Linked DNA regions of Mus musculus: all the other regions are linked to region 1. A link is a loop called in an ENCODE intact Hi-C map of the cell type or tissue named here. Cell type or tissue: heart. All regions are shown on one strand. Each heading gives the region's core, and the rest is flanking DNA. Links, peaks and the distances in the headings are about the cores only. Region 1 holds the start of Gmfg-ps. Region 2 has its middle 30 kb from the start of Gm33959. Region 3 overlaps Ppp1r9a (protein phosphatase 1, regulatory subunit 9A). Region 4 overlaps Ppp1r9a (protein phosphatase 1, regulatory subunit 9A). Region 5 holds the start of Casd1 (CAS1 domain containing 1).

The links. Peaks named below come from ENCODE experiments on the same cell type or tissue, not always from the same donor. Only the 100,000 strongest peaks of a DNase experiment are listed, where the experiment ranks them.
Region 2: it touches region 1 in a loop (2.3-fold over the local background); 3 of 42 quality-filtered maps call a loop at or near these places.
Region 3: it touches region 1 in a loop (2.4-fold over the local background); 2 of 42 quality-filtered maps call a loop at or near these places.
Region 4: a loop joins it to region 1, with 4 times the contacts of the local background. A loop is called at or near these places in 12 of 42 quality-filtered maps.
Region 5: it touches region 1 in a loop (2.8-fold over the local background); 5 of 42 quality-filtered maps call a loop at or near these places.

What each region holds. Positions count from the first base shown.
Region 1 is chr6:4,900,199-4,906,456 of GRCm38, forward strand. It overlaps Gmfg-ps, which reads right to left and starts at 3,016. Exons shown (of 5, transcript XM_030255708.1): 1 at 2,850-3,016; 2 at 1-93. The coding sequence starts at 3,016. Ppp1r9a (protein phosphatase 1, regulatory subunit 9A) reads left to right here and starts at 2,777. Exons shown (of 16, transcript NM_001363809.1): 1 at 2,777-2,833; 2 at 5,028-6,258. The coding sequence starts at 5,249. In heart, for the core only: a CTCF peak has its summit at 2,751; DNase peaks (open chromatin) are centred at 2,863, 3,473 and 4,053; H3K4me3 peaks cover 2,107 bases; H3K27ac peaks cover 2,043 bases.
Region 2 is chr6:4,554,400-4,560,657 of GRCm38, forward strand. No RefSeq gene overlaps it. Among named protein-coding and RNA genes, the nearest start is that of Gm33959, 30 kb to the right of the region's middle. RefSeq lists an enhancer at 1-667. In heart, for the core only: a CTCF peak has its summit at 3,477 (motif pointing right); no DNase peak of the experiment used is centred there; H3K27ac peaks cover 399 bases.
Region 3 is chr6:5,079,964-5,086,221 of GRCm38, forward strand. The region is part of intron 6 of Ppp1r9a (protein phosphatase 1, regulatory subunit 9A); the gene reads left to right. Among named protein-coding and RNA genes, the nearest start is that of Gm52886, 28 kb to the left of the region's middle. In heart, for the core only: no CTCF peak of the experiment used is centred there; no DNase peak of the experiment used is centred there; H3K27ac peaks cover 658 bases.
Region 4 is chr6:5,107,537-5,113,794 of GRCm38, forward strand. It overlaps Ppp1r9a (protein phosphatase 1, regulatory subunit 9A), which reads left to right. Exons shown (of 16, transcript NM_001363809.1): 8 at 3,464-3,517; 9 at 6,065-6,258. Among named protein-coding and RNA genes, the nearest start is that of Gm46949, 43 kb to the right of the region's middle. In heart, for the core only: a CTCF peak has its summit at 3,066; a DNase peak (open chromatin) is centred at 3,065; H3K4me3 peaks cover 775 bases; H3K27ac peaks cover 2,488 bases.
Region 5 is chr6:4,597,825-4,604,082 of GRCm38, forward strand. It overlaps Casd1 (CAS1 domain containing 1), which reads left to right and starts at 3,087. Exons shown (of 18, transcript NM_145398.4): 1 at 3,087-3,477. The coding sequence starts at 3,345. In heart, for the core only: no CTCF peak of the experiment used is centred there; DNase peaks (open chromatin) are centred at 2,967, 3,557 and 3,677; H3K4me3 peaks cover 2,165 bases; H3K27ac peaks cover 2,258 bases.

The sequences.
Region 1 (6,258 bases), core at 410-5,409:
TGTCGGTTACATCTGCTGATACTTATAGCAGCAGCACCCACTTCCCAGACAGGAAATGCCAGTTTCTTGGTAAGGACCGAGAATATGGAGACGCTTAAAAAAGGGGAAAAATGTCTATCTGAAAATCAGATCTACAAAATTAAGGATCTAGAGAGTTATTTAGAAACGGAAATATTTTCCTTTCATAGCACCGAGATTCTTTGTGTATACTTGCCTGGCTATTCTCTCATCCTTGTTTTCTAGGAAATGAAGCTGTAAATACATTCCCAAGGCCCAACCCTCTGTAACATGTCCTGATATTTCCGGTTAGAGAGGTGGCTCAGTGGTCAGGTGCTGTACTGTTCTTCCTTAGGATTTGAGTTCAGTTCCCACCACCCACACCTGGTAGCTTCACACACTGTCTGTAACTCCAGTTCCAAGAGATCTGATACCCGTATGTATTCATGGAGACCAGAAACATGTACTATCTATCTCATTCATGTACTATCTCATGATACATAAATACATACTCAAAAATCAAGTGAATCTTTAAAAATATAATTTGTTAGGAAAACATTGTTTTAATTAATTACTGCAGTGTATTGTATCATTTCCCTTTTGGGGGGGAGGGGGTTTGAGACAGGGTTTCTCTGTATAGCCCTGGCTGTCCTGGAACTCACTTTGTAGACCAGGCTGGCCTTGAACTCAGAAATCCGCCTGCCTCTGCCTCCCGAGTGCTGGGATTAAAGGCGTGCGCCACCACGCCTGGCTCATTTCCCTTTTTTTATTGCTAACTTTTTGTGGCTTAGTTGAATTAAGCTTGGTGGTTAGGTATGTGCAGAATAAGTACACACACATATGGTTCGGTACCATTTTTATTTTGGTTATAAATTGGGGTTGGGGAGGGCTTGGAATGTATCTGCAAAGATAATTCTAGGGCAGAATATAAAGATGGGGGAAATTACTGGAACATGGAAGGAAAAGAAGATATTCATCCCAGAGCTGAGTCCACTTCTACCAATGAGAGGCAAGACTTCCAGCACAATTAGTGACATTTGCTGTAAAAGTTGAACACACACACACACACACACACACACACACACACACACACACACGTTAAAATAGCTATGAGCCAAGCTTAAGGACAGGCCACAAATGACCTTGGAAGTACCTCATTTCTTTTTCTAGACATTTTCTAGAAATCTCAAACAAGAACTTTTTTTTAAAAGAAGATTTACTTATTATTATAGATAAGTACACTGTTGCTGTCTTCAGACACACCAAAAGAGGGCATCAGATTTTATTACGGGTGATTGTGAGCCACCATACGGTTGCTGGGATTTGAACTCAGGACCTTCGGAAGAAGAGTAGTCAGTGCTCTTATCTGCTGAGCTATTTTGACAGGCCAAGAAATTTGTTTACAGTAAAGATAGCCTATCTTTCAAAATTAGGGTGATCTAGAATTTTACAGTATCAATTGAAACCTGGAGGGCACGCCTGTGGGATTACCCCAGTATCTCATTTAAGTTCTTTGCTCATCCTTTGAAGACAATAGTTTCAAAACTGGCCTGAATGATATATATCGGAAATGGTATATACTGGAAGGAAAACAAAGAGAAAGCCTCAGAGAATGCCCAGCTGTGTTCTGGAGTGTGCCTTCATCGTACCCTAAGTGTCTCTATCTACTCTAAAATACCCTTTAACAGGCCTCAATCCTGCAGCCTACGAGCTAATTCTAAAAATTCTGCATTAAAGCAAAGGTTGAGAATTTTAAAATCTAAATGACTAGGGAACAGACAGGCTGAAGAGCGGCAGCACTGAACAGACAGGCTGAAGGGCGGTAGCCTGACCCCTGCCATGGCTACTGAAATTCTAAATCTAACATTCAGTGCTATATGGAATATTAAGTACTTTCGCCTCTTTCTAGATTGCCTGTATTGAGAGGGTTACACGATCTTGCAGCTTTTTCTATGCACACACACAATTTCAGGCTATTGTTGCTACTATATATTTATTTTTATTTTCCTGATTCGGTTACTCTGAATAGCCTTGGCTGTCCTGGAACTCACTCTGTTGTCCAGGGTGGTCTCAAACTCTAAGATTCATCTGCCTCTGCCTCTCTGCTGGGATTAAAGGCGTGCGCCACCATTGGTCAGCTGTTGTTTCTGTATCTCCAGACAATGGCTGGATTATAGGGTGTCCACAAACTCAATTCTCCTGTCTTGGCTGTGTTGGGATTATGTGTGCACCTCACATACGTGTGGCAAAAACACAATTTTGACTCTTCAAAAATGGTACCTGTGCCCTACAAGGCTTTTGGATACATCAATGGTCTATATTGACCATCAAAGTCCATTTTGTATGAAGGAGAAGAGTATGGAACCTGTCACATTATTTGGGAGGAGAGGGTGTAGTGAGAGTTTTTAACAGGGCAAAACCAGTGAGTGTGAACAGAAAAGATATACAAGAAGAAAAGTCCAAAGTCCTCTTCATCCCTTTCCTTCTAGTAGTGTGGCCTTGAGGGTCAGCTGGATCATCCCAGTGGACACCACAGTAGAGTAGACTAGGGCCTAGGTCTTGGCCTTCTAGGCCAGCCCAGGCCATGGCCAGGCCTTGGATGCCTGGGGTCACAGACTTAACCACAGACTGTGGGGTCCTCAGCATCTGGAAGGCACAGGCCTTGCCCTAAGTGCCAGAGCCCCCTCGCCCACGGTCTTGGGGGTGGGGCGGCCTTGCCTCGGGCCGGTGCCTTTCGCCCTTCGTTGGCCGCCAGAGGCTCCCTCTCTCCCTCTCCTGGGATTTCGCTGCTGGGCTCCCTCTCTTTGCGGCCCTAGAGTTAATCCCATCAGCCGAGGTGAGGCACCTGTTACCCCGGGGCCCTCCTCATCCCCGCGGCCTGATCCCTAAGTCCATCGGGCCTCGCGGGCCTCAGGGCCCGGCGTGGGGGGCCCCGCACGTGGGCCGAGCGGCGTCCCCGATCCCAGGCCGCAGGCGAGGGTGCCCGCTTGCGCGTCGGGTCCCCAGGCCGGGCCGCCATGGCTGGGGTGGAGGTGGGGGGTGGGGGTGGGGGGAGCGCAGCGCGCGTCCCGGGGCCGCCCCGCGCGGGCAAGACGCGCGTGGGGGGCCGAGGCGCGAGTGCAGGCGGCCGCCGCGCGCGCCGCGCCGTGACGAGCGGGCGGAGGGCACACGGTCGGCGCCGAGCCCCGCACGGTCACGGGGGGGCGGGGGGGAAGAGCGCCGAAGGAGTCCGACCTCCCGCCCGGGCCGCTCGGTAAGGGGGCGGCGTGCGGGTGGCGGGGCGGCGGGAGCGCGGGGACGCGGCGGCGTGCACAAAGGCGGACCCGCGGGCGGGTGGGGGTGGACTGCGGTCCGGGAGCGCCAGGGTGAGGAGGGAGGCTTGATCCTCTGCGGGATCTATTGTTTCCCCGGCACACTGGGAGGAAAAGCAGAGGCATTCGTGTGATTGTCACCCTAGCCTTTGCTCTCCCTCCGCTCCAGTGTGGCCGGCGAGCTCGTCTCTCCCCCGGTGCCACAGACCGGGATCCGCCTGGCAGCGGCCCGGAGCCGCCGCCAATGTGTTAGGACTTCAGGTGCTTCTTGGCACCAGGCTAGACTGCGACCTCCTCCTGCCTTAGCGCCTGGCGTCACCTGCTCTCCCGGCCCTGCCCCGGGGGCCGAGGGATGGCGTCCCGAACCGGGCTGGGGAAAATCAATCGGCTGCCTCTCAAGTTGGTGTTATTTATGTTTGTCTTTTGTGAGGGCAGGTTTTTGAATCCCCGGCGGCCCCCTTCGCCCCCGCCGCCCCCGCCCCCTCGTGCTTGAATTGGCGGTGGGAGGGAGCGGGGTGTGCAGCTAGGGGAGAGGGGAGGGTGTTTATGGGTAAAAAGGACATTGTCAACGCTTTCCAAAAAGGAAAGAAAGAAATAAAGGAAAAAACAAAAACAAAAAACAAAAAACAAAAACAAAAACCAACCCAAACCACAGGCACCACACTCCTCTCTTGTTTGCCTGCATGGGCCATGCATGCATGCATGCGTGCCTGCTGGGCCAGGAAGCGAGTTTTGGAGCTGATTTAAGTGAAAGTGTAAGCTCTCTCAGCTGATGGTGCGTGAGCGTGATGTGGTTCCGTGTAACATTAAAACAAAACAAAACAAACCAGAATAATAAGAAAAAAAATGTTTAGAACTGCGTTGAGTGCCTGAAGTGTTGGGCTGCTGGCGTCCTGGTAGAAAACCCAGCTGTGGGCTGGAGGACAGCAAACATGCATGGCGTTCACTTTTTTTTTTTTCTTCCTATCTTGAAGTAAGTTAGGGGCCAGAAGGAGTAGACAAATCAGGACTGTGGAAGGAAGTGTCATGGCATACCTGATTTCTGATTGTCACATTCTCAGGCATCTATTCCCAGGAGACTCCACTCCTTAGTTAATAATAGCCTCTTGGCTAGGAAACTTCCAAACAATGCATAGAAAAACTTACAGTAAAACTTAATTGACCTTCCAGAACTTACTTCTGTCTGTTTTGTCCTGAAACTGATACTTGAGCATGGTGTACATGAGGCTATTAACTCAGAACCATCGAAGAAGCCTCTGTAGCCATATTTTTAGAGTTTGGGAACGTTAGACTCCAAACTTTTCCCTGTTCTGCACGGTTATGGAAAATTCCCAAATCAAGTGGCCATTTTGATTTTTTTTTTTTAAAGAAGTAAATGAGTTGTCGAGTTCTTTCATAATTCATTCACAGAAATACCTCAAACTTGGTCTAAAGCATTATTGTCAAGTGGTGTCAAGTGGTGTGTGCATGTGCGTGTGTGTGTGTGTGCGTGTGTGTGTGTGTGTGTGTGTGTTTTGCAAGCATCTCCAAGTTATGTTTGTTACCAAGGACAAACTAGAATAACTCCGTAGCTTCTTAACTTTAAAGTCCCATTTCGAGGTAATTGACTTGATGTGTGGCGAAAACACTTAGAAAACAAGGTGTTAAGTGTTGACTAGTTCACTGAAGAGAAATTCACATAAACATATGAATTCAGAAACTCATTCTTTTCTATTACAGATGAACCTCTAGTCTTGCTTTGAAAAAAGCTATTTTGTGTAACTCTTGACTGTGAATACATTTCTAATACAGCCTTTGGAATCGTCACGGGACAAGTGTGCCATTTGAGCGGCCCTGTGCCTGGTCAGACACTGGGGATTGAGAAGAGAGGTCTGTTTGGCTTTTTGGTTGTTTTTCCCAGTGACCATTATGAGCATTGGCTTTTCACCCTTGAAGTAAACATGTTGAAGGCGGAATCTTCAGGGGAGCGGACCACTCTCAGAAGTGCCTCTCCTCACAGGAATGCGTACAGAACAGAGTTCCAGGCACTGAAAAGTACTTTTGACAAACCCAAGTCAGATGGGGAACAGAAAACGAAAGAAGGTGAGGGCTCCCAGCAGAGCAGAGGTAGAAAGTATGGCTCCAATGTCAACAGAATTAAAAATCTATTTATGCAGATGGGTATGGAACCCAGCGAGAATGCTGCTATCATTGCCAAAACCAGGGGGAAAGGTAGGCCCTCGTCCCCTCAGAGAAGAATGAAGCCCAAAGAGTTTGTGGAGAAAACGGATGGCTCAGTGGTTAAGTTGGAGTCCTCTGTCTCTGAACGAATCAGTAGATTTGACACAATGCATGATGGCCCTTCGTATGCTAAGTTCACGGAGACTCGAAAGATGTTTGAGAGAAGTGTGCATGAGTCAGGGCAAAACCATCGCTATTCCCCAAAGAAAGAGAAAGGTGGAGGGACTGAACCACAGGATGAGTGGGGTGGCTCCAAGTCCAACAGAGGCAGCAGTGATTCCTTGGACAGCCTGAGCCCCCGGACGGAAGCGGTCTCTCCTACTGTGAGTCAGCTGAGTGCTGTGTTTGAGAACAGTGAGCCTCCAGGTGCTCTCACTTCTGGGAAGGCTGAGAGCGCTGACTACTCGGTGACCGGGCACTACCCCCTCAATTTACCATCTGTTACCGTCACCAATCTGGATACCTTTGGCCGTCTCAAGGATTCTAATTCGAAGCCTCCATCAAACAAACAAGATACTGATACAGAGGATGCTCAGAAGAGCGATGCTGTGCCAGTACCGGAAGTGGCTCAGAAAGGTACCTCTTTAGCTTCATTGCCTAGTGAAGAGAGCCAGCTGAGCACGGAAGCCGAGGACGTCACAACAGCTCAACCAGAGGCTCTGGACAGCACTGATAAAGACAGTCCTGAGGAACCCTCTGCTGAAAACCAGGCAATGCCAAAGTCTCATAT
Region 2 (6,258 bases), core at 515-5,514, 350 kb before region 1:
GCTGTGGAGGTTGTGGAAAATTAATAGAGACTCTTAGAGCAAATCTTGGTGTAGAATTACATGGAAGGGATTAGGAAGTGAGGGGAAGGTAATTAAAGAGAAAGAACAGCCGGAAAGAACCAGAAAGCTAAAGATCCCCTCACCATCTGTTGGCAATCATCAAAATTTATTTGATCTTATTGCATATTTACTCTGTAATGGGGAAAAAATAAAACTTATTCTAATGAATGAACAAGTGAGGTGAACGGAGAATTTCATTATAACAGAGCTCACTAGAGGGGCGAGGAAATTCTCACCCACTGCAACAGGACAGATACAATTAATGCAGCCTAATTGTTTCTGTCTTTGTCCTGGCCCCTGATATGTGCACCACTAAAAGATTCCTCTGTTTTCCCTGCCTTTTGTGATGACGTGGGACACAGCCTTTTTCTATGTCTGTCTTTTCATCATCAGCGTTTATCATGTGTTTGTCTATACACTCTGCTCTTAGGAAATTTCTGGGGGACACAATGTGTATCCACCGTGAAAGTGGTCAATGTGCTACTTAGGTCTCCCCCCATCTAATTGACATCAGTGATTTCGTTATCAGTTAAAGGGTTTGCTGGCTGCACTATGGGATTCTATGAAGCAGAAAATTCAATATTTTCCTTTCCTCTGGCCCTTATATCTTATCAAATCCAAATTTCTCCTGTTTCTCCTACCTGCTTTGTGGTAAATATTTGGTGGCTTCTCTCCCTGCCCCCAGGCCACAGGTCATGTTCAACTTGTCATTCAGGCTTTGATGTCTATAAGGACTTTGTTTTTTCATTCCCGAAAGTCCCATCCAGAGAAAACACAAATCTGATCTTTCAAACCCCCTTTAGAATATTTGTTTCCAGGACATATACAGGGTCGTCTCAAAGGCTTCCAAATGATAAAACAAAACAAACAAACCAAAATTAACCTTCAGTAGCACCAAATCCCCTGCCTATTAACTGCCCCCCAAGGTCTTCTTCCTCACCTCGGAGTTTACACCCTCCAGCCAGACCAGAGTAATTTATAAAGCAACCACTAATAAATAATTAAGCAATTTTTATCATAATCAACTCCTGACATGCCTCAGGGGTGAATATTCCCATGTGTTCTTGAGCTCTGTGCTATGCATTAGTATTTAAAAATTAGCTGCTTTGGTTAGAGACAGTGAGTAAGCCTCTCAGGGAAGGCAGGGAAGGCTGCGCAGCCAGCTGTCACTCGGCTCATCTGGACAGAAGTCTTCATATCGCTCAGCCGCATCTCCGTATCTCTGAATACATATTAGTGTTGCCCACTAGCCAAGCCAAGCAGGGTGCAGCTGGACAGTGAACTGTAGGGTTTCCTTTATTAAAAAATGATTGAGACGATGTCATTCTTTGTCTAACATCATCTTTCATGTTCTTGGCCACACGTCTAACATGCCAGATATTTGAAAGCTTTTATCAGAAAACGCTGGCTCCCTCAAGTCAAAGGCATTATTTAATTTAGTTCTGGAGTTGGTTGAGAAAAATTAATTTTTGTTTCTATTAATTCTGCAGTCATATCTGTGTTGTGGGTGGACTATTTAACAGCTCACGTAATCAATAAATTACCGCTAAAGCACGGGCTGTTAATCAGAGACTCTCGCATGTGAGGTTGTCTCCTTGTTTATTTTCACAAGCTTTTCCTTCTCAAGAAACTGCCATCTTGTGACGGCAAAGCAACAGGATGTCACACAAAGCAGTGGCTCCTTGAACATCGTGTTTGTTCCTCATTGGAGACTCACATATCTCGACAAGTACCGATATCCAAAGCATTCCATCACCTTCCACCACTCTTGCATGTGGGAAGCGGTCCACAGTATCTGTTGGTTACTGTGCTAAATGCCACTAGGATAGGTACTCACATGTCTGGAGTATTCTACAAAGAAGATAGAACACTAGGCTTTCCACCATTTTCCTTTATAGAGAAAGCAGATGAGAGTTATCCATATGCTATTGGGTAGTACTATGTTTTAACAGCTGAACTAAGATATAACTAACACAGTGCTCTGTCTGCAGGTATTTAATACACAATCTTGCTATATCTACGAATGTTACTGTTTTGAAGTAAAAAGTTAGAAATGAGTGAAGAAAACTGCTCTGTGTTTACACTACAGAAATCACAAATAAAATCTCTGCACATGCCCCTCCAATCTCTAAAACTATATATATGTGTGTGTGTGTGTGTGTGTGTGTGTGTGTGTGTGTGTGTATAGTAGATAAGGGTTCTTTCTTTATCAAAATGTAAGTCAACTGTGTATGCTGTGGTGTATTTTTCAGACATTTTACTAGTGTCATGGACAATTTTCATGTCATTAAATATCACCCAAAAGATGATTATTAATATATATCATACATTTTTGTTTATCAATAGCAAAACAATTACAAAATAAACAATGAAGAAAATAATCATTAAGGAAAATTTTCAATTGCAGCAACATTCTAAAATATGGAAGTTTTTTTTTCCACAACCCTTAGTATAAGGAACTATTTAAGGTCTTAGTCACATTTATAGATTTTGTGGTGTGTGTGTGTGTGTGTGTGTGTGTGTGTGTGTGTGTGTAAAGTTATACACCCTAGTTTGGCTGTGAGGTAAAATGTGCTTTTCAAATGCTAGCAGGCCTTTTGCAGAGATGTGCTTTCCTTCTCGGCACTGGGCCTGCAAAGGGTATTTTCTTATTTATTTCATGGGTGACGTTCACATGAGGAAGTTTTCTTTTATATTTTGCTTGGCTTTTTTGCCTTGATTACACATTCATGTGTACATTTCTACTTGTATAATGTGCAACTCGTCACATCTGGAAAGTGTTTGGATGTGACGTGAGGTAAGCAGGTACCTTTGCCCCTAGGCTGACACGGGGTCTCTATCACATCATAAATTCTCCTGCGTGCAATCGAATTTTGATTTGTGCCAGTGGAGTGACGAAAACTGCAGCTCACTCCCTGAACTTTCTTCCTTTTCTACCTGTCCCCTTTAATGTGGCTGTGATTTAAAGTGGTGGGCTTTTTTCTTACACACCATAAAGCATCGTTATTAAAGTCTTACATTTAGATTTCTAGACACACATACCTGGTAAGGTAGTGCAAGCATACACAAAAAACAAAGGCAGAGAGGAAGTAGTAACCGCTTTCATCTTAGAGCTCAGTAGCAAAGAATGATAAAACACTGCGGTCCTTTAAATTCTGCAACTATTTTTCACTTTCTGGGTTTGTAGGGGTGGGGTGGGGGTGTTGTAAACACAACTCTTTAAAAGGTTTCCTAAGAGTGACTGTTTTCTTTTTCCAGCCAAGATACTAACTGTGAAATTCCTTATTCTTCCAGTAGAGTTTGAAACCACTCTTTGAAAGAATTTCAACATGCAAATTCACACTCTAAGAACAGAAGGCCTCCCGCCACCCAGCCCCAGTTACTCATTAAAATGGAAGTGTTCTGCTTCCACCAGCGGGTGGCAACCTCAACATACACAGCACAGTCTTGTCAATGGAACCACCTCGTGCAAAGACGAAATTGACCCCCAGTGTCTGACACCAGTGTCTGACTCCAGCTGCCGTCATTGCCCTTTAGCTGCGATAAAAAACAACAAAGGCCAGACCTCAAGAACTAATCACAACCAGAAACACTCTGCAACAGGCAACCAAATTACCGCCATTAAACGTGGGTCCAGAAAATCAACCATCTTTTTGGTTGTGAGTTTAGAGTTTAGTCTTTAAACACACGCACAAGAACACGCACACGCGCGCGCACACAGAGTTTGGCAACCTCACAGTTAAAAGGATGCATAGATGCAAAATAAGGTAAAATGTGTGTGTGTGTGTGTGTGTGTGTGTGTGTGTGTGTGTGTGTTTGATGCAATAACAATGAGAAAGGGCAGCCATGGATTTGAAAGAAAAAAAGGAAGACGAAACAAAGTATGTGGGATGGTTTAAAGAGAGGAAAGAGATAGGAGAAATGCTGTAATCATATTGAGAGGGAGAAAGGGAGAGAGAGAGAGACTGTGCATCTCTCATGCTCCTAAACTTACTCTTTTCATATTTTCAGATAGAATTGCAAAGAAAGTTCACAATAAATCACCTGTAATTTTAACTGTTGCTTAAAGTCAGTATAGAAGGTGATGAGGGTGACCACTGTGGTGAGCAATGCACACATTTGAATTGTGGGGGAAATGTGTGAGGACCTTAGGTAGCCAGGCTTGCAGTCCAAGGCAGTGGGAGTAAAGGAGAGCTCTCAGGGGCAAGACTTGAGAAAGACTGTGTGAATTAGCCCTTTTCATATGTCTTGGAAGCAAAAACAAAGGTCAGATTAAACTCATAGCTTCTTTTCTTTTTTTTTAAGAGCACAAGTTTATCGTACCAAGCATCAGATCATGAAAAGACAGCACTGTAGGACACTATCAGAGACAATTTGATCTATATATTTATATGCTCAGTCTCTAAGACAAATAAAACAGACCCAGGGTATTAATTGGGGAGGGTGGGGAGAAGAACCACGCCTTTCTTGCCCTGGTCATTTGGAATGAACTAAATGACTATCATTTGACTGATCGAAAACCTCAAAACCAAGGTAGACTAAAGGGCAGAGAGCAGGGCCAAGATGGGCATTATCCTCAAATCTTCCATGAAGTCCTGGGCGTTCTGTCCATTCCATATAGCCAATGCTCTGCAGCTAGCCCTGTGGCTAACCAGCACATTGGTCTCTCTTATTTCTATTGAAGCTAAAAGAGCAGAACAACAACAAAAAATTAATAGAACATTTGGCAAAATGGTAAGCACACCTTCAAGCTGAGTTAAGTCAAGGCTTAGTAAAAACAGAAAACAAAAACAAAACAAAAAGAAAAAGAACCTCCTCGGGCAAATAACAATGGCAAAGATGATAACACTGAAAAAAAAAAGAGAAATTGAAAAAGTTATCCTACATACAAGAGTAAGGGCCACTGGAGTAGGAAGTCCCTCCATTCAGCCTGCAGGTCTCTGATACTCAACATCAAACAGAAATCTAAAGGCTCAAAGAAAGACTTGCTCACACAGCATCCACTGGGGTTCTAGAGTGGCAGGCACTGCTTTATCCTGACCATTTTGCACATTTCACAGTGTATCTAAACCCCGAATTAGAACCAAGCTCTCCTGCCAAACGGTGCAGTTATAACAATGAAAAGTTCCAGGATGACCTCAAACATCCAAACAAAGGACTTCCATAAGTTGAATATTTTTCTTCATTTATAGAACACCTAGGCAGGAGTTTAACCTACACGCTTTTAATCCCAGCACTTGGAAGACAAAGGCAGGCAGATCTCTGTTTGAAGCCAGCCTAGTCTATATAGTGAGTTCCAGACCCAAGGCTATGTAGACAGACTGTCTCAACAAATATATATATATATATATATATATATATATATATATATATATATATATACATATATATATATACATATATATATATATATATCAAATTCTTTGACTTTTTAAATATTGAAGTGAAACTTGAGTAAATATTGGTTAGAAATCAATTTAGTGTGCTAACACTACCAGCCCAGTCTTTGAAGCCACATTCAGCAATCTAGAGGCGTAAAGTGGTGAAGGAATCATCACGTGACTGAGCGTCAGTATGCGCTTTCCACATGCCACAAGCTTTAGTAGTTTAGAGTCAAGGACTTTGGTGCTTGTAGCCAACAGAGGGGCTTAACAGCTAACTTCCACAGTGTTCGCCTGGTGCCAGACCTGGCCCGTGCCCTCCAAAGCATGAGCCAATCCTGTCCTTATAGCCATCCTGTGAGCTAGACACTATTATTATCTCTGCTTTCCACAGAAGGAAACTGAGGCTTAGAAACGGTAAGAAAACCTGTTCAAAAGAACACAGCGAGTTACTGGGGATGTGTGTGGGTCGTGAACTCAGACAGCATAACTCCAGAACTCCACAGTTTTGAATCTCCGCTATGCGTGCGCTCGGTACAGCTGCGGGCGCCATCCATCTCAGTCATGCCCGAGAAATCAGAGGTGTCTCATTTAGCTAGGTTCATGTGGCTGCTTTCTGATCTGCAGGGACCAGCATTTCCCAGCTCCCTTTTTTATGTGAAACCAGGCAAACTGGCTTTAATGAAACAGTCTGAAGGTTTGTCACATCTGAGTCCACTCCAATCATGAGTCTCGAGCTCACGGTGACAGGTTAGGGCACTGTGAAAACTAGCAGTGGAAATGTCAAAACAATCCAGAATGGGAGATTTTTGAGAGG
Region 3 (6,258 bases), core at 440-5,439, 180 kb after region 1:
TGAACATTCATACTTAGGGACATAATATTACTCAAAGTTTCTTCTTTACATGTTGGGGCTTATTTAGGTGTTTGTTTGACAAAAACAAACAGAATTCATTGCCACTTGAACGGATTTTTTTAGGGGAAAATGATTGCATAAAACCTGGGATCATACACTTGTCTACGAGTCAGTCTCACTGAGCCTCTAAAGCACTGGAGATAGATATTTTCCCCCTGTAAATTTAGTAGCCAAGATTTTTTTCTAGCTGCTGCACTAGTGGTTAGCAAATTTCAGCTTGATGCTCTCCCTGGCCTCAAAGCCTGAGCCCCACAGCGTAAGCTCACGCTGTGTTTGCCCTCATGGTTCTGTCTCTATTCAGACACACAGAATAACTGGACAACAAAGCATGTTAAGAGGATTCTTGTTTTGAGTGATGGCATTTCTTGTCGTTCTTCAGGTCTGTGAGCCTTTGTTTTGTATTTTTCATAATAGGGGCATTGAATACTTGGACATTTGCTTTACTGTAGGCAGCAATGCGTATCATCTACATAGAGTCCGAAGGAAAGATTAATTGATACAGAAATGCTTTACAAAAAGGATCAAGTTGAATGTCCTCTTCCTTTTACGGGTTGTAACAGTCGAAGTCTGGAGCCCTCTGTGTTACTGCAAGTAGCACTGACTTCCCTGAGGTCAGTCAGGCTTTGTGCTTGTCCTGCAGCCTTCTCCATTCTCAGGTGTCCACAGCACTGGCCATTGCAGGCACAGGCAGAGCAGCCATTCATTCCATCTTCACAGGAGAGATAAAGGCTGTGTGAACAATGGGAGCTCACTCCACGCTTACATCTTCTAGGAATGGCGCTTGATCCAGAGTTTTCATTAACACTACCAAATATTAAGTTGGAGGATTGGGGTGTTTATCTCTGTTTTCTGTTTACCCTCTTTCTCTGTTAATGGAAAGTAAAATGACCAAGATCTGAAGGAAATGAGAAGGACCAATATTGGATATCCAGTGGATAGATGGGCCTTGAATAATTGATTTAATTTCCTGTATAATTGGGCAGTTTGGAGATTTGCGTATCTTTGTTAGGACAGGCTCTGAACGCGTACAATCAGTTGCTTGACTTTCCACTTCCCTGGTAACTCCTGGAATCATCTTGTGATTTCAAATTTAGAATCGTTTCGTTTGCTAATATCTCCTGTGACCTTCCCTCGTCAGAGCCAGGAAACCCTCTGATTACATACAGAGCAAGCAAGTACAGCTAGCTCCTTCCCAACTGAACACCAAGATGAGCATTGCCCACAGAATGGTGCAGCACTTCTGGTTTCGATCAAATTATCCAGGGTTCATTTTAACTTGGAGCACATCACGTTGACAGGTTGCTTGAATTGGCTGTACAGGAAACATCTGGATGTGAGAAATATTTCCTGCAGTTGTTAAAGGACACTAGCCCTTTGTGAAGGGAGAGATTGTCGAGTATTACTTACGCCTCTGTTCATCTGCTGTAACGCTTTAGGAAATTATAAGTCATGCTCTAATAGAATTTGAAATGTATAGATAATCCTCAAACTATTTAAATTTCTGCTGCTTCTGCTTTTCTCCAAATATTTAAACTAGAAGAGTTTCCAATAAGCAAACAGCCAGGTCTGTTTGAATTTGCATTCCCGTTCTGTGCACTCTCTGCTAACCATTCAAATTTTCAAAAGCACAAATAAAGTGGCCCTGCCTGGAGGCCAGAGGATGGGGGCATTGATTCCCCAAAGAGCAGGAGATAGAGAGCCGAAGGCTCAAAGGTTCACATGTGTGCACATCTGCAATGAGGGGTAGCATTTCTGGGGTTAAGAGAAAGAATGTTTATTGGGTCTGTCTTGTCTTGTTTTGTCTTGTCTTGTCTTGTCTTCTCTTCTCTTCTCTTCTCTTCTCTTCTCTTCTCTTCTCTTCTCTTCTCTTCTCTTCTCTTCTCTTTTCTCCTCTCCTCTCCTCTCCTCTCCTCTCCTCTCCTCTCCTCTCTCTCCTTTCCTCTCCTCTTCTTCCTTCTTTGTTTCTTTCTTTACTAATCTGAAATGTATCCATGGAGGGAGGATTCAGTAAACCCCTCACTCAACACCATACAATGAAGCTCTGTGTGCATGGTAAATTTTACTTGAAAAATTTACCAACATTTAATCTTCCATTATAATCTGTAACTGTCCGTGTTCAGCTGGTGTGGTGAGGTGATGTAGTTCTGTTATGTATTTTTGCAGTGACTTGTATTTTTGGCTGTCTTTCTACCTAAGAAGCCTGAAAGGCTTGAAGGCTGTGGTCAGGCTGGCAACAGCACTAACTGCAGCTGCATCTCTGATGTAGAAAATGAATATGGTCAATCTGAAGTTAAAAGGGATCAGTTTACACTCACTATAATGTTATATGACTATTTTACTTCCTTAAAGATCCTTTGATAATGGAGGATTTATTACATTCCAAAGCCTTTTATCACAAGTGACATTTCAACTTCTCTTTAGGCAACAGATTATAACATGATTAATCATCACTTCAGTTGACTCTTTCAAGATACAACTTCTTTTACTATTTGTTTTTGTTACTAGAAACTCATATCATTATAATCATACTGTGACACTTTGTCTAGAAGAATCTTTCAATGTATTGTATACAATTTAAAGCAGCTACTCAAGGGAATATTTGTTTTTATTGTTTCTATGAACATGTAACAGTTGGAAGGAAAGGTGTAATGAAAACTTTGATTGCATGAGTATTAAAAGATGTTTACAAAGATATCTTTTTTGTGTGAAAAATATTACAGGGCTAACACTAAGTTTGACTTAACGCTGTTTGCTGTTCCTGGTTGGAAACAGCTTGGCCCATGGGAGCAAGAGCTGGCAATGTTTGTGGCTAGCTTTTTTATTACTGTGACTATAGCAATGCAAAGAGATGTAACCCTGGGTCTATGATCTGGGGAGCTGAGTGCAGAGGCCCAGCAGTCTCTTCTTTGTACTGGACAGTGTGTGGTCCAGCCAGCATTTGAACTGCTGTGTTTTTCTCTCCTGCTGTTTTGGGGTTGGGAGGAAGCCCCTTTTAATTGTTTCTGTCAACATTTTAGAACACTGTGGCTGAATTGCAAGGAGTGTCTGGCAACTGCAATAACAATAACAACCGTTTCCTTAAGGTTTGTTTTTTGGCAGAAAATTCTGCTTATCTCTGCCCTCTTGCTCGGTGTGTGAAATTAAATATTCTACACGTTTTATTAACTTCCTATTCCCTGAAAAGCATTTCTGGAGCTGTGTGTTTTGTATATTGAATAATAATCTGAAAGTGTGGTTTGAAAACTATAACATTCATTTTTATACACAGGTCTATAAGTTGGACTCACTTCCTTGTGTTTAACCATGGGCATATTTAACCTCTAACTCTAAATGTTCTGTCATTCAAATTAAAGGGAAAACCTTCAGAAAGAAATGCAGCATTAGACCTGGTTAATATTTGCAAAATATAATATACATAGCAATTTATTTTCTGCTTAAATATGATTGTTTTTTAAGAAAAGAATTTTCCGATGCTTTGGTCTTAAATTTTCATTATGTGTTTGGATGAACACAGTATCGAGTCCAAAATAGACAATTTACTTTAAGTCCTCATAGTGGAGCTTACGTGAATCACGTGTGGTTAATGGGGTCAGTGTGTTGATGACATGCAAGGAGCCCAACTTATGAGACAGCTAAATCTTAATTGTGTTCCAGAGGCCACATTTTTGTAGGATCTTTAAATGTCTTAAACTATATTGTTTTGTTTGTAAAACTCAAATATTTACTGATCTCCATCACTGAATCATGAGGTTATTTAAAACATGCTCTGAAAACTATATCCATTCCAGAATGTCATCCTATACCTCATTCTGAGTTTCAAGAATATTCTTTGTGTGTATCACCAGCGATCACAGATAGAGAGAAGTCAGAGCCACCGATGATAGAGTCAGGTCAGGAGTCTTTGCCTTTGCGTGGTCATCCTTTTGTACCTCATTTTATTTATGTGGTTTGGAAAAAATATAATGGAATTATTTAAAATATATCCTTACTATTCTTTCTAGCTGTCATAGTATAATATTACTCATTTCTGAGCTAGATCCAAAAACAACAGGAAGCCCTACTTTGTCCAGTCCTTTCAGGCCATTTTGTTTCTCTGAAAGGACAGACTGTCTGCCGAGCAGCCTGTTTCATTCAGTGAAACAGTTTATCACACTGAAACCACGGAGCACGAAGTGCTAAAGAGGCAGCATGTGGACAAGTATAAATGACGTTTTACAACTTTGGACATATTTTATTTTTTTCAGTTGAATACAGTTTTTTCCCAGGAAGCCAGCTTGCCTCTTAGTAAGCAGCTGTGTGCTGTGGTTGGTTTAGCCTCTTGTTATTGAATTGTTCATTTTCTTGGTGTTTAGGGTTTTTAGTTTTTTGTATAATTTAGACATTAATCCTCTGTCAGATAACTAGCACACAAAGATTTTGTTTTTGTCCCATTCTGTAGATGCCTCTTCAGTCAGTTAATGGTTACTTTGTGGCACAGAAAACTTTAATTTCATGAAGTCCCACTTGTTCGTGATTGGTGCTTTAGTCCTTCCCAGACCCATGTCCTGATGGACACCTCTTCCTCTTTCCTCTAGCACTTTCAGATGGAACTTGGAGATCTTTGATTGATGTGCCATTGATTTTTCCTTTGGGTTGAGAGACCAGGGTGAACTTTCCCTCGTCTACAACCACATGCCCAGTCTTCCCTGCACCGTGTTTTGAAGATCTGTCATTTCTCCAGCATGCACTTTTAGCATCCTTGTCAAAAGTCAGGTGGCAATAGGTCCATAGGCAGGTATATGGGTCTTATTTTCTATCCCATTGATTGTGTCTGTCTTTGTGCCCCATACCATGATGGTTTTTCCATTCCTGTGGCTCTATAATATAACTTTGTGCTTCCATACACATTTTTTTCAGTTTCTGTGAGGAATTGCATTGCAATTTTGCTGGCAGTGATTTTGAATCCATAGATTGCTTTTGGTTTTATGGTCATTTTACAGTATTAATTCTATCAATCCATGAACACAGAAGTTCTTTCTGTCTTCTAGTGTCTTCTTCAATTTCTTCAGTATTTTACACTTTTACCCCAAGCTAATGTTTTCATTCTTTTTGAGGCTACTGTAAATGGGATTGTTTCCTTGATTCCTTTCCAGTATGTTTGTTTTGGGCATAGAGGGTGGTACCTACTGATTTTGGTATGTTTACTTTGTAACCTGCAGCTTTCAGCTCTAGGGACTTCCTGGTGGAATCTCTATTCCATGATGAATAGAATCACGTTGTCTGCAAACAGGGATGCTTTGACTTCTGTTCCTGTCTCTTGTCTACCTTCTCTATCTGGGCACTGGATTAAATGAGAGCGAACTGGTGAAAGCAAACTGGCTTTGTCCTGTTTCTGATGTCCGTGAGAACATTCCAAGTGTCTTGTCTTCATGTGTCATGAAGGTGGCTCTGCTACCCTTACAGCCTTTACTATGCTGAGGTGTCTTCCCTTCATCTCTAGCCTCATGTCAGCTAGCTGAGTTCCTGCTGGCAATGACTAGCTGAAGAGCGCTTGCTGTTGACTGTTTCTGGGGAAGGAAGGGTCCTTTTTATTTTTCCAGAAGTGTGTTCACTGGTTAAGTTGCCTATTTTCCCGGTAGCAACTGTAATTGCACCCAGTGAGTTATTTTTTAAAAAGAAGACATGAAGTTTGGAGGGAACATGTGGATGCTGGTTCTGCAGAAGTTGTAGGGAGATTGTAAGGGTACATATAAGTTTATTATATATATGAATGAACTCAAAAATACATTTAACTGTTATTATTATTATTTTGCTGTTGTTGTTTTTTTCAAGACTGTTTTCTCTATGTAGCCCTGGCTGTCCTGGAACTCACTCTGTAAACCAGGCTGGCCTTGAACTCAGATCCACCTGTTTCTGCCTCCCAAGTGCTGGGATTAAAGGTGTGCGCCATCATCACCTGGCCATATAACTATCTATTTTTATTGAAAAAAAAGAGAGAGTAGACGTGTAGTTTACTATGTGAACATACCCAAAAAATGATGTGCTTGTATTTCTTCTGAAACTCAGCATATATTTGTAGTTTAAAATGTGATGAAGAAAGAGAACTGCATAGAATGCAGGGAGAGAGTCAGTATGAGACACAGCAAGACTGGAGAGGGGATACGGGGAGAGTTTGCCAGCCCAAGCATTTTCACCCTTAGTTACTATGGCTTAGCACTT
Region 4 (6,258 bases), core at 843-5,842, 210 kb after region 1:
GGTGTTTTGTTTTGTTTTGTTTTTTTTTTTTTTGCGGGGGGAGGGGGGGTCTTTTCTATTTTTTCCAATTTTTATTAGGTATTTTCTTCATTTACATTTCAAATGCTATCCCAAAAGTCCCCCATACCCTCCCCCCCCACCCTGCTCCCCTACCCACCCACTCCCACTTCTTGGCCCTGGCGTTCCCCTGTACTGAGGCATATAAAGTTTGCAGGACCAATGGGCCTCTCTTTGCAGTGATGGCCGACTAGGCCATCTTTTGATACATATGCAGCTAGAGTCAAGAGCTCCGGGGTACTGGTTAGTTCATAATGTTGTTCCGCCTATAGGGTTGCAGATCCCTTTAGCTCCTTGGATACTTTCTCTAGCTCCTCCATTGGGAGCCCTGTGATCCATCCAATAGCTGACTGTGAGCATCCACTTCTGTGTTTGCCAGGCCCCGGCCTAGCCTCACAAGAGACAGCTATATCGGGTCCTTTCAGCAAAATCTTGCTGGCGTATTGCAATAGTGTCTGTGCTTGGTGACTAATTATGCTCAGTGTTTTTAATGTGGGTGCTGGAGATCCAGGCTCAGGTCCTTACAGGCTAGCAACAAATCCTCTGACCCACGCAGACATCTTCCTAGCCACTAAATAGCTTGAGCTCCTGTCCCTGTGAACAGTTTGGCTTGGCTTGGCTTTTTGTTTGTTGGGTTTTTTGTTTGTTTGTTTGTTCGTTTTGTTTTTTAGTTTCTGCCCTTCGGATTGAAAGTTGTTCTGACTGACTTCCTGGGTGGGAAGTAGAGAAGAGAGAGGCTGAGTCAGAGTGGATCCTCTCTTTACAGGGCTGAGGTATCCCCACCACAGCTTTGGTAGCCAGAACTGCTAGTACCAGCGAAAACAAATCTGCTTTTGTTGTTAGGGGAAGCCAAAGTCTAAAAACTGTGTGATTTAAGTCTGTGAAAAATAAACTCGAGACTAAATAAAGCCATCTATGTGGAAGGTTCACTGACAAGGGGAGCTGTGAGTTGTTACCTCTTTAGCAGTAAGCAGATGCTTATTTTTAAAGGAGCTGTAATCACAGTCTGAGAGATGTAACCAACACGTTGCTCATTAATAACCACATTCTGAGAATCCAAGCAGCCTTGTTAGAGGTTTGCCCTGCGCTCAGTTCACCACCCTGGTGGGGACCTTCTGACCAGGTTGAGTTACGACTCCACCAGCTAATTGCAGCTTGTTTTGCATATGTAGTTCCCTGAAATAAAACCCACTTTTGTTGGAAAAAAAAAAAAAAACAACCAAAACCAAAGCACCATCTATTAAGCTTAGAAAAAGATGGCAAAGATTTGCCACTGCTACATTTTAATAACATCATATATCTTCAAAAACACCTCCAGCTCCATTAGCTCCCTGCAGACAAAACAGGCCTCAGTCCAGTGCATAAACGATAGAAAAAAGTCTACACAGTGCAGAAACCGTTTCTCAGAGTTGTGTGTGAATTCCAGGCAGGCTGCCCTGGTGCCACGAGAGCCGATAATGTTGCTCTTATCTGATAGAAAATGTCTGGTTCTAGAGCACTCTTAAAACTCCCCTGCAAAGATAATATTTTTCACTTCCAAAATATTTTCCACGCCTGCACAGGCTAAGTGGAGTGCTGCAGGTGATGCTGACGAGGCTTCTGCCTGCCCCTTTCTGGTAGTCACACGTAGACATTTTGATTCAGTTACAGTTAGTCGTGTGCGTGTGCGTGTGCGTGTGTGTGTGTGTGTGTGTGTGTGTGTGTGTGTGCGCGCGCGCGTTCTTACTGAAAGCTATAAACAGAGCCCACACTCAGATTAGTTTAAACAACAGAGTAGATATTTTTGTTAGTAATGGATGGGAAAAAAATCATCCAGGCATATGAATTTGCTTTATTCTCTAAGAATATAATACCTCTGGAAAATAATTCCTTGTGGTTGTATATACATTTCCATGTTGTATATTAAAGAATATTCTTTTGTGGCTTTATTCTTGAGTGGCAGGTTATCATGGCTGTTTATTTGAGAGAGGTGTGTGGGGGGGTGTTATCTTTACAGCATCTTGCCTAGAGCCCCTCAGTAGATGCTTATAAAGTTCATCTTTAATTTTTTAGAGAAATGGCACAAGATCAGAACCTAGATATCCAAGATCTAATCCAGTTCTAGTGTTGGTTTTTTTTGTACAGTTAGGTTGATCATTTGCTCTGAGCCTCAGTTTCCCCACATCGCTGTACTCACTAAGGGATCAGGATTTCTGGTGAGCACAAAAGACCTCTGCCAGTATTTTTCACTGAGAAAGCTTGGTGTAGTTTCCTTGCCTGGCACACTCACACTTTGGGTATCTGCTAATGGCATCTGAGTGAGACGGACCACTAAGATTGTGGCATAAAACCAAGAAACCCAGATTCGGTACAGTCCTAACTCCGAAGTACTTTGGACAAAAAAAAAAGGGGGGGGGGTGAGATGGTGGGATGTGGTCTTCAGTAACTTTGTGGCAAACCAATTTAGGATTCAGCATAACCAAAAGAAACAGTGCCACCTGCATCACTTAGTGGCTGTGCTCAGCTGCAGAGCAGAAAATGTTCATGGGCTTGGCTGCAAAGTGTCTCCCTCCCCAGACCCTCCACTGGGCTGTTTGGACCTATAAAACCGGGAGAATTGGGAATTTCAAAAACATCCTTCCCATCAAAAACATCCAGAGAACAAATTGTGAACCTGTAAACTGTTTTCCCTAAATTCAAGGGTGTTTAGCCCTTAAAGAAATGAATGACCCCTAGAAGGAAAACAGTCGTGGTCGGGGAGGGAGTGGGGGCGGGGGAGTAAAGCAAACAAATGGCAAAGACCACTATTGTGTTGTAAAGAAAATGCTTTGGGGCTTGGAGTCTTTATACAGGTAGATCTTTTGGAAGGCAGAATTTTGAATCTGTACCTTTCCTGCGGTTAAAAAGGAACACAAACGGAAAACAAACCGGAGATTTCTGTGCCACTGCGTCCCACTCCTTCCTCTGCTGCAGAGCTGCTCTGCGGAATGTGAGAGCGACTCACAGAGCCACAGCGCCACCTTTCTGCACGATGTGGGAATGACTCTTCACACTGTGCGAGGCCTGTTGACTGGCTGGCTCAAGCCATTCTGTGGGCGAGCCTCAGGAAGGAAACAGCTCCTGGACGCTCAGATCGTAAAGGCAGAGCAGCAGAGGCCAAGAAATGAGTTTTCTTTTCTTTGGCCCCTTAGCAATTAAACTGGTAACTTAATCGGATATTAGGGACCGTGAGTCATAAACCCTATGTTTAATTAGTTTGCACCCACTGAGTCATTTTACATGCTAGACATTTGTAATTACAACCTGCTGCAATGCAGCAGGGTCCTGAGCATTTTTTTAATTGTGTCATAAGATATTCTTCTCGCTGCTGAGTCTTTAAAAATATAGAAACACTCTTAGTTGAGATGTTTTTCTTTTCAATTTTCAGTTGCAAATCAAACATGCAGTTACAGAAGCAGAGATTCAAAAATTGAAGACCAAGGTAAGCACCGCTCCGTGGTGTTTGAATTGTACTCTTTAAACTTCAGATACTCTGGGAGTAATGGATTTGCTCCCGTGCACTTGAGAGCATATTTCCATGAGATGGTCATTTCCAACATTAAGTACATCGATGGACCTGTCTTGAGACTGAGCATAACCGCACATAACCAGAGAAGGCCACAGGGCACTTGGTGTTTTAAGTAGATTTAAACTGTTTAGTCTCTCTGAAATTTCATTAAAAATAATATTTTTAATGGCTCAAGCATCTGTGTATTAATTTCTAAAATATAAGCTGGTATAGCAAATCTCCTTTCTGTCATTTACCTTATAATAATTTCAGCTAATTTACTGGAAGCAATGTATTGTTTTAATGTGGAACATTAATTTCTTTTTAGGAAAAACTTCCCATGTCTAAGAAGTAAAGTTATAAGCTCATTCTATGCATTGTGTAATTAATTTAGATTCAGCTGCTACTGGAAATCTTGAGATATACTCACTTCACATTATTTAAATTTGTTGAAGAGAAAAATATTAATAAAAGAAAATATTTTTAATCTCTATGAAATAGTGAGACATCAAAGGAAACTGTAAAATTCTTGTACAAGATACAGTTCTAGCTATTGTTGTTCATTTCTATCAAATGTATGTTTTCAGAGACTTAAAAATATCTTCAGTTGCTTTCAAACGATGCTGTATTGTTTCCATAGTCTTTTTAAAATTACAAAATAATTATTGCCTACGTCGAGTGATCTGTTTTCTGATTCACAGTGAATACATGCTTTGGGTTTTCCATGTGTTTTAAATGGAGATGAGTTAGCTGGTTAAATGGAGATGAGTTAGCTGGTTAAATGGAGATGAGTTAGCTGGTTAAGTGGAGATGAGTTAGCTGGCTACTTTGGTTAAGTGGCATTCCTGACTAATACGCTCTGGAGCTCTCTAGTCAAAGCTTATTTCAGCATCATTCATGGTGTCCGCGGCGCACCGTGAATTTTAAGTTTAAAGCTAGCAGGGCTGGTACCTAAACAACTGCTATAAAGCATTCATTAAAGATGCTGTAAAAAACCAAGCCCTTTTTATCTGAAAACTGTTTTTTGACTTTAAAAAGCAGATCTTATAAACTGTTGGTTACAAATAGGGAAAAGAGCCCCTGTGTTTATAAATGCTCCCATAGACAGGCTTAGGCATTTATTTATGAAGAATTAATTTAGAAAAGTCTACAAATTACTATTTTATATTTTCCTTTTAGGTTGGTATATGATAACACTTGAAAACATGTGATTATTATCAATGTTATATAGATTTCTTCACTTCAGTGTTTGGGACTAATCTTTACTTTGTAACCTCTTGTCCACATGTATTTAGTAAAATACTTTTCACAAAACTATTCTTGTGACATAGAAATGTGTACATTTGTGTGAATGTGTATCTCCATTTGTTCAATGCTCTATAGAATGGGGATGTCATTTGAACCTTGATAGCTTTGTACGTAGAAAGGGTAGACAGAGTAGCAAGGTGAAGAGAACGTGGTTGTCAGGGCAATTTAAACCCTCATCTGAAACTCAGTGTCATGAGTTCTGTATTAAGAGCAGCGCTGGACCGGCTTCCTCTTTCCTGGACTCTATAACCAAGAGGCCCAGAAAAAAAAACTGCACTCTGTGTTTCTAAGAACTTCCAGAGACAGAAACTACACAGAGCTGTCTTTTTGATCCGTTGGAGGGATTTAAATTAACAGGACAACTATTAATGCCTTTATTTTTTCCCTGTCTTTTATACATAGTATAAAGTAAGGTTTGAAAAGCTGTAGATGTATTTAACACTCCCTGTGATATACTGAGTGACAGAATGTGTTCATGTCAGTTGAAATCAACAACCTAGAAACATCCCCCAAAGGGTTAAAAGCACAGTAACAGGAGCTGACTCTCTCAAATGGTTAGGGTGCCCACGAGGTGTTGCAAGGATGCAGAGTGGTGAGAGCACAGGTGCCCTCTGACTCTAAGGGCACCTGAGTCACCACCCGAGACACAGGTGGTAACTCTTAGAAGCCTGAACCTCGTGCCCACGTGTTGAGGAGAACAACCCATAAGCTAAGTCCCTTCCTCACCATTAGTGCCTTTGCTTCTGCTCCTTTCCCACCCCCGCTCCCTTCTTAATTAATCATCAACTTCCTGTCCTACTCTTTATTTAACGTGCTTTCAAACAACGTGTGTCAACATTTAGTGGACCTAATCAGTGATGCGCTAGACACCATTTCCTGCTTGCAGTATTTCAAACGGCATGCTAGCAAAGAGAGTTCATGGGAGTTCATGTCAGATTTGTGTTTGGTCTTTTATCAGATGGGTAACCTTGAGCAAATCATTTCTCTTTTCAAGCCTTCCGTTTTATCCTCTATGGATATGGAAAGAACAGTTGCTCTTCTCATCTTGAGCTGTTTTGATGACTGACTGATTGTATATAACAATAGGGTTTTATCTTAAAAAGCTAATAGTGTGGAGAGATGGTGCTACAGACATGCCCAAATTATTTTTGCCTTGACATTTGTTTTCTCCAGCTTCAAGCAGCCGAAAATGAGAAAGTAAGGTGGGAACTAGAAAAGAACCAACTGCAACAGAATATAGAAGAGAATAAAGAACGGATGCTGAAGTTGGAGAGCTACTGGATCGAGGCTCAGACATTATGTCATACGGTGAATGAGCATCTCAAAGAGACTCAGAGCCAGTACCAAGCCCTGGAAAAGAAATACAA
Region 5 (6,258 bases), core at 424-5,423, 300 kb before region 1:
GAGAGGTTTCCTTAAACAGTAGGCACAGTGCCACTTTCCTCATTTCTCTGTTTAAATATGTAAAGCCAGGCGTGGCGATGCATGCTCATAACTCCCTCCTCTGGGAGGCTGAGGTGGTAAGGAGCAAATCAATGCAGCAGGCGCTGTATGTTGAGATCCTGTCTGCTCTCCACCACAAAGGCAGGCAGTAGTCCCAAGGAGAATGGCCATAGTGTGCTCCCTTCCGGAGTCTGAGAGTTAAGAGAAAAGGGTGTGTGATGTAGTAAGGAGTGTCTGAAGACAGGAAGCAGTTGGCAAATTGTTCGAGGGACATGGGCACAGACACAAGTGACATCTTCGGGAAAAGGGAATGGAGAGAGAGAGAGAGAGCATGAGCACGCTTTGGTAATTTGGTTTAAAGTTATATACAGTTGAAACATCACACACATTCTCTCTTCTTCTCCCTCCTCCTTAATGTTATTAGAAAAGCAGTAACTTGCTATGAATTAAACATTCTAGATCCCTTAGGGTTAGACAAATAAGCAGGAGACTATTAATTTCATGATTTTAGCTTTCAGCAAGAAAAGATACATTTAACTAAAGCAAACTCTAGGAGATGGAGGGAGGGGTGAGCAATAGACTTGAGAACTATTTAGAAGAGACTGAAGACAGTGTAAACATTGGCTTGGATAATCATGTATAAAGTTGAGATTTGTAGGTTAGACGTAGATAGCAAAAGACCACAGATAATTTGAAATCTGAAATGCCAACAATTGCTAACCAAAAACTGTCCTACTGGGGAGAAGCAGAGGGTAGCTCTATAGGTACAGTATAAACACATGAATATGGCCTGACACAGTTGTGTGTGTGTGTGTGTGTGTGTGTGTGTGTGTACAGAAGGTAACTGATCCCTTAAAGAGGACGGGGACCTATCTGATGGTGAGGATGGCTCTGCCAGGAACCACTAGAAGCAGCCTGATAACTGGCACCTGGCTAGTGCTCTGAAGAAGAGGCAAAAAACAAGACTAGAGAAGGAAAAAAACTTGATAGACAAACACCAAATAACAGAAAATTCAACAGCATTTGAACCTACAAAAAATATCAGAAAGTAAAGAAGGTAAAGAGAAAGAGAGGGACAAAGAGAGGGAGAGGGAGAGAGAGGGAGAGAGAGGGGGAGAGAGGGAGAGGAGAGGGAGAGAGGGAGAGAGGCAGAGAGGGAGAAGAGGGAGAGGGAGAAGAGGGGGAGAGAGAGAGAGGGAGAAGAGAGGGAGAGAGGGAGAGAGGCAGAGAGGCAGAGAGGGAGAGAGGGAGAGAGGGAGGGGGAGGGGAGGGGGAGGGGGGAAGAGGGCCGGAGAGGGAGAGAGAGAAAGAGGAGAGTCCTTTGGATTTAACAAGAAATACCCATACCACCAGCAAAGAACCATTCAGTTCTTCAGGACAGAATGGGAACCAAGCAAGTGAAAATTTCAAGTAGCTACTCCTTCTAAAAGAAACAAAGAAGCAAATAACTTGGAACACAGAATCTAGTGGTGGTTTTAATTAAAAAGGGACATTTATCAGTGGAAAGGCATCAGCTAAGAGAGGGACCATTTATAGATGCCACAGGAAAGGGCCATCTTATGTGGAGATATCTACCAGGAAAAGCAGAAATAGGTAGAGGGGTTAACTTTAACACAGAGGAAAGGACAAAGGGGTTCCCAGATTTTCCCAGTATCTCAGAAAGCCTTCTGGGAAGCACAACTAAGTACAACGTCAGGTTTCTTTATTTTTGGCTAGCATTAGGCCAACCCTGGGGGTTAGCTCTGGTTATTGAAGGTGGATCAGAAATTCTAATTTGGTGTTGATGACATCATAGTATGTGTCTAGGATGTGATTGGCAGGCCACATATTGTTAGCCCAGTTATCTGGTTGTTGTCGTATCTGATTCAATTCTGCCAGCATGTGATCAGCCTCAGATCAGAAGAAAGAGCCAAAATTAAGCGACCACTTGCAGGGAACAGTGCCTAAGTGTTTGTACACTTATTTAACTTTATTGCTTATTAGCATTATATCTATGACAGTGATGTATGTGATTTCATTTAAGCGACAAGAATCTTTCATCATCATATGATGATTGTGGCTGGAAACATAATTTTAAAAATCCTTCAGTGGAGAGGATGGGAGTGACTCGACAGGATCTCTAAGTCCCTTTTCTCTAACATTCGAGAATGTTGAGAAGGGTCTGGAAGCACAAGGTTGGGGTTGGCTAAAAGTTGTAAAGAAGACTTGCCAACACCTCCAACTCAACAATGACTTACTTGTTCTAACCACAACATGCAAATAGCCATTCTTGTCTACAAGGCAACTCAAGACCAAGGGTATGAATAAGAATGCTTTTCAAAGGACACACAGAGTGCTGGGTCTATTGATAATCACAAAACATTAACCAAGTTTAAGGATTGCCACAGGCAACCAATCTGCTACCCTGGCCAACCTTAGTGTCAACAAAGATATTGTGTAAACATAAAGGAGAAAGGGGCTCTTATACTGACATCCACACCAACTTAGACACACTGTACAGGATGCATCTACACCCACTGCAACTGGACAAACAGCACATTGGGCAGTTGAGTATTAAACGGTGAACATGGGCCTTACACTTGAGTTGGGTGTTCGGATTTACAGCCACCCCAACACCTGGCCAGCATCTTAGGTGCAGAGGAACTTGCCAGACAGGTCGTGGGTGGCCTGCCGTTAAGGCCCCACGACCGTGGGAGAGCAGAGAGTAGAAAGTCCAGAAAGGGTGTGATGGGGGAAGCAGGGAGTGTACTTTTTTTTCCCGGAACAGTAGTTCTATTGCCCTAACCTGGGCTCAGGTAGCTGCCAGTCCACTTGGGCATAGCCCCGGAGCTGACATCTGGGCCGGGCTGCAGGCCCTGGCCCTCTGCCCCCCCAACACCCATACAGTCACCATGCCTGTGCAGCCGTCGCCGCCCGCTGCCGCCAGTGACCCGGTGACCCCGGAGGCCCGTCTGGGCCCGGTGACCCCGGAGCCCCGGGCATCCGGACCCCCGTCACAGGCGCAGCCGCTATTAAGGCAGGAGGCTACCAGGGAGGAGGAAGGGGAGGAGACAGGCGGCCAGGGCGCCTGGGGCACCGGCACGGCTGAGCAACGGCGGCGGGGTTGGGGGGAGGCCGACGAGGGCACGGGGAAGGCCGGCGGCACGGAGGCCGCAGGCTCGGACCCCTCGGCCCGCGGTTCGGGCGACGGGCAAGGGAGCTGGCGGCCGCTTCTCGGCTGGCTACGGCGCCCGCCGCCCCAGTGCTGCCCCTGCGCGGCGCCCCTTCCCCGCTCCGCCGCGCACTGTTGTCATGGAGGAACCAAGATGGCGGCTCTGGCCTACAACCTGGGCAAGCGGGAGATCAACCACTACTTCAGCGTGAGGAGCGCCAAGGTGCTGGCGCTGGTGGCCGTGCTGCTGCTCGCAGCGTGCCACCTCGCGTCCCGCCGCTACCGAGGTGAGCCGGCCCTCCCCCCGGCCCGGGCCGGCTCGGCCCGGGGGGAGGCGGCGCCGCGGCCCCGAGCGCGGGAGGCCGCCCCCCGCCGCAGCACGCCCACGCGCCGGCGGCCTCCCGCGGCCCCGCGGCGCCCCACGTGCCCGGGCCGACCCCTGCGGGCCCCTGCCCCCAGCCTCCCGCTCTCGGGGCCACCTCCTGCTGGAGCGGGGCTCCGGAGGCGCGCCCGGCCCCGCGCCCCGGTGCAGGAGGTCGAACCAGGGGCCCCCGGGGGCAGCCCTGGCGGCACCGCCTCCCGGATGCTGGGGTCGCACACGGTGCGCCCGTGGGGTCTGCCTCCTGCCCTGCCACTTCAGGGCCCAACGGTTGGACAGCGGCTTGGGCCGCCCTGCTTACTTTTGCCAAAAGGGCCAGTGTGGCTAAAGATGCCCATGGCCCACCTCCCTCCCGTGGAGGAGGTGCCACCAGCCTTTCAAACACTTTTCAAGAGTTTGGGTTGCACAGTTTTTGTTTTTGTTTTTACAAATAAAGACACTGAGGCAGGATTTTGGTTTTTGTTTGTTTCTTAAAGGAGTTAAGGAGTTGACCGGACTAGACGTGAGCGGGCGAAGCAAATAGTTAAGCCTTTTGAAAGCTGGCCTTCAATATGGGTTTACATACTGGTGGAAAGCTGGAAAGGAACCAATGAACTCTTCTCAGAAGGAATTATCCTTCAGTTGTCAAGGGATATTTGCTTGTTTTTTTGATTGATTTTTTTTCCCCTTTCCTTACGATAAATGCCACCAGGACAGTCACTGACAGTAGGAGGGAAATTATAATGATAGGATCTTTTGGTTTTGACCTTTGGTATCCTAAAAGTCATTATATGGACAGCTCTTGGTGACTGTGAGATAATTAGACAAATGTGACAGCCACGTGCACATTAGCGCTGGGCCCATTTATACTGTACAGCCCAGTCACGAGAGTACTAGAGTCTCGGCTGTATTCCCATTTCACATGATCTCTCAAAGTGGAGGCCATTTTGGTCAAACTTGATGGTTTGTTTCTACCTACTCTTGAGTTTTCCAGATCTTAAACTTTAGTATCATAGCTGTATCTTTTAAATATATTATCTTACAAATAGCTTAATTGAATTAAAAAAGATCCTTATGGCTAATTCTCCAGTCCTCTACAGATTCATAGCAGATGACCTATCAGAGCCTTGGCTTCTTACTGCTGACATCAAGAAAGCCTACATTTTCATATATACAACACAATTAGCAGTACTGATGAACCAACTGTTGATAACTCAGAGAACATGTTTCTTTTAAATGTGATTAATCTTTTTATGCTAGTTTGATATGAGATGACTGTCATCTAATTCAACTTTGTGTTTGTGATGTCAATGGAGCTAAAGTTTATGACTACAATGTTGTCCCAAATGTAAACCTACTGTGCCCTGCCTGCTTGTCTTTTTATTGTGCTTCTTGTCTTTTGCTAAGCTTGTGGAATACTAATTTTTAAATTTAGGTTATATTTTGCATCTTGCCAAGGTCTGTCATCATCGGGAGGAAAATAGAATGTCAGATGGGGCCTTATGAGTCAGGTTGTAAAGCCTCCTCCAGAAGGGACTTGTGAGTTTCCAAAGGTGCTTCAGTGCCTTGAGTGTGAAGCAGTACACCTGTCATATGTGCTTGTCCAGATTGAATATCAGGAACTTGAACCAGAGTCTGTGCAGGAGAAACTAAACATCTTACCAGGAACATTTTTGCCCTGGCAGTGTCAAACCATGTCAGGTGCAGTGCCTTTCGCAGATATGCATATATGCTTGATTCACATAGAATCATTTGGAACAAGAATGGAGTTTCTTAGACGAACAGTGGAAAGGACATGAAATGCTAAGATCTTGGGTGTGTGAGTATGAACATGCATCAAATGCACACACACACACACACACACACACCTCTTGCTTTGAAAATTACTCCACTTCAAAGAATTATTAGAAAGTAAAGCTTCCCAAAACCGTGCATTAGATTGAGCACTTACTGTATGCAGGCAGTGTTTAAGGGCTTTTCGTAATTCATTCTGTCTTTAGAGCCTCTAGGAGGTACGGTGTTTCATCCCCCCACCCCTTAACATTTCTGTAATCAAGAAGAGTCTTTAAAACTTTGATTGCATGTCAAAGTTTAATTGGTAACATTTTTTTCCTGTATGAAAAAATAATGATGTGTCTTAGATTCAGTGAATTAGAGAATTATTTACATTTTAAAGATGAAGCCAGAAAGGTTAAGCAAATTGCCTGAGAACATACAGCTAGTCAGTGGCTGAGCTATGATTTAGTACCAGTCAGCTTGCCTGGTGCCATTGTGTTACAGACTGCCTTTCTTAGAGCTGGGTGGAAGCTCTGAGAGATGAACTTCATCACTAGTGCTCGATACTTTAGAACTACTGATTTACTAGAAGCAGAGCATCGTCCCATTTGCTTTCAGACCAAGAGATGATTTTCTAGAGGTCACGCGTATAGAACTTAAAACCATGGCATTCTTTTGGTACCTGGCTTCCCTGTCAATCTTCCTAAGCATTGAGCTTACAGTGTACAAACACTTTTGCTTTTCCTGCTTTTCTCTGCCTACAAAATTCTCTCTTCTCTTGAAAGAAAATATTCCAGGACTCACTCTCTCTCTCTCTCTCTCTCTCTCTCTCTCTCTCTCTCTTTTAATGCTTCACTCAAATGTTGCCTTCACAGAAGTGGGAGTGGACAATTCAGTGTCTGCAGAGCAACTTGTCCTTGCTTACCATGTTGTG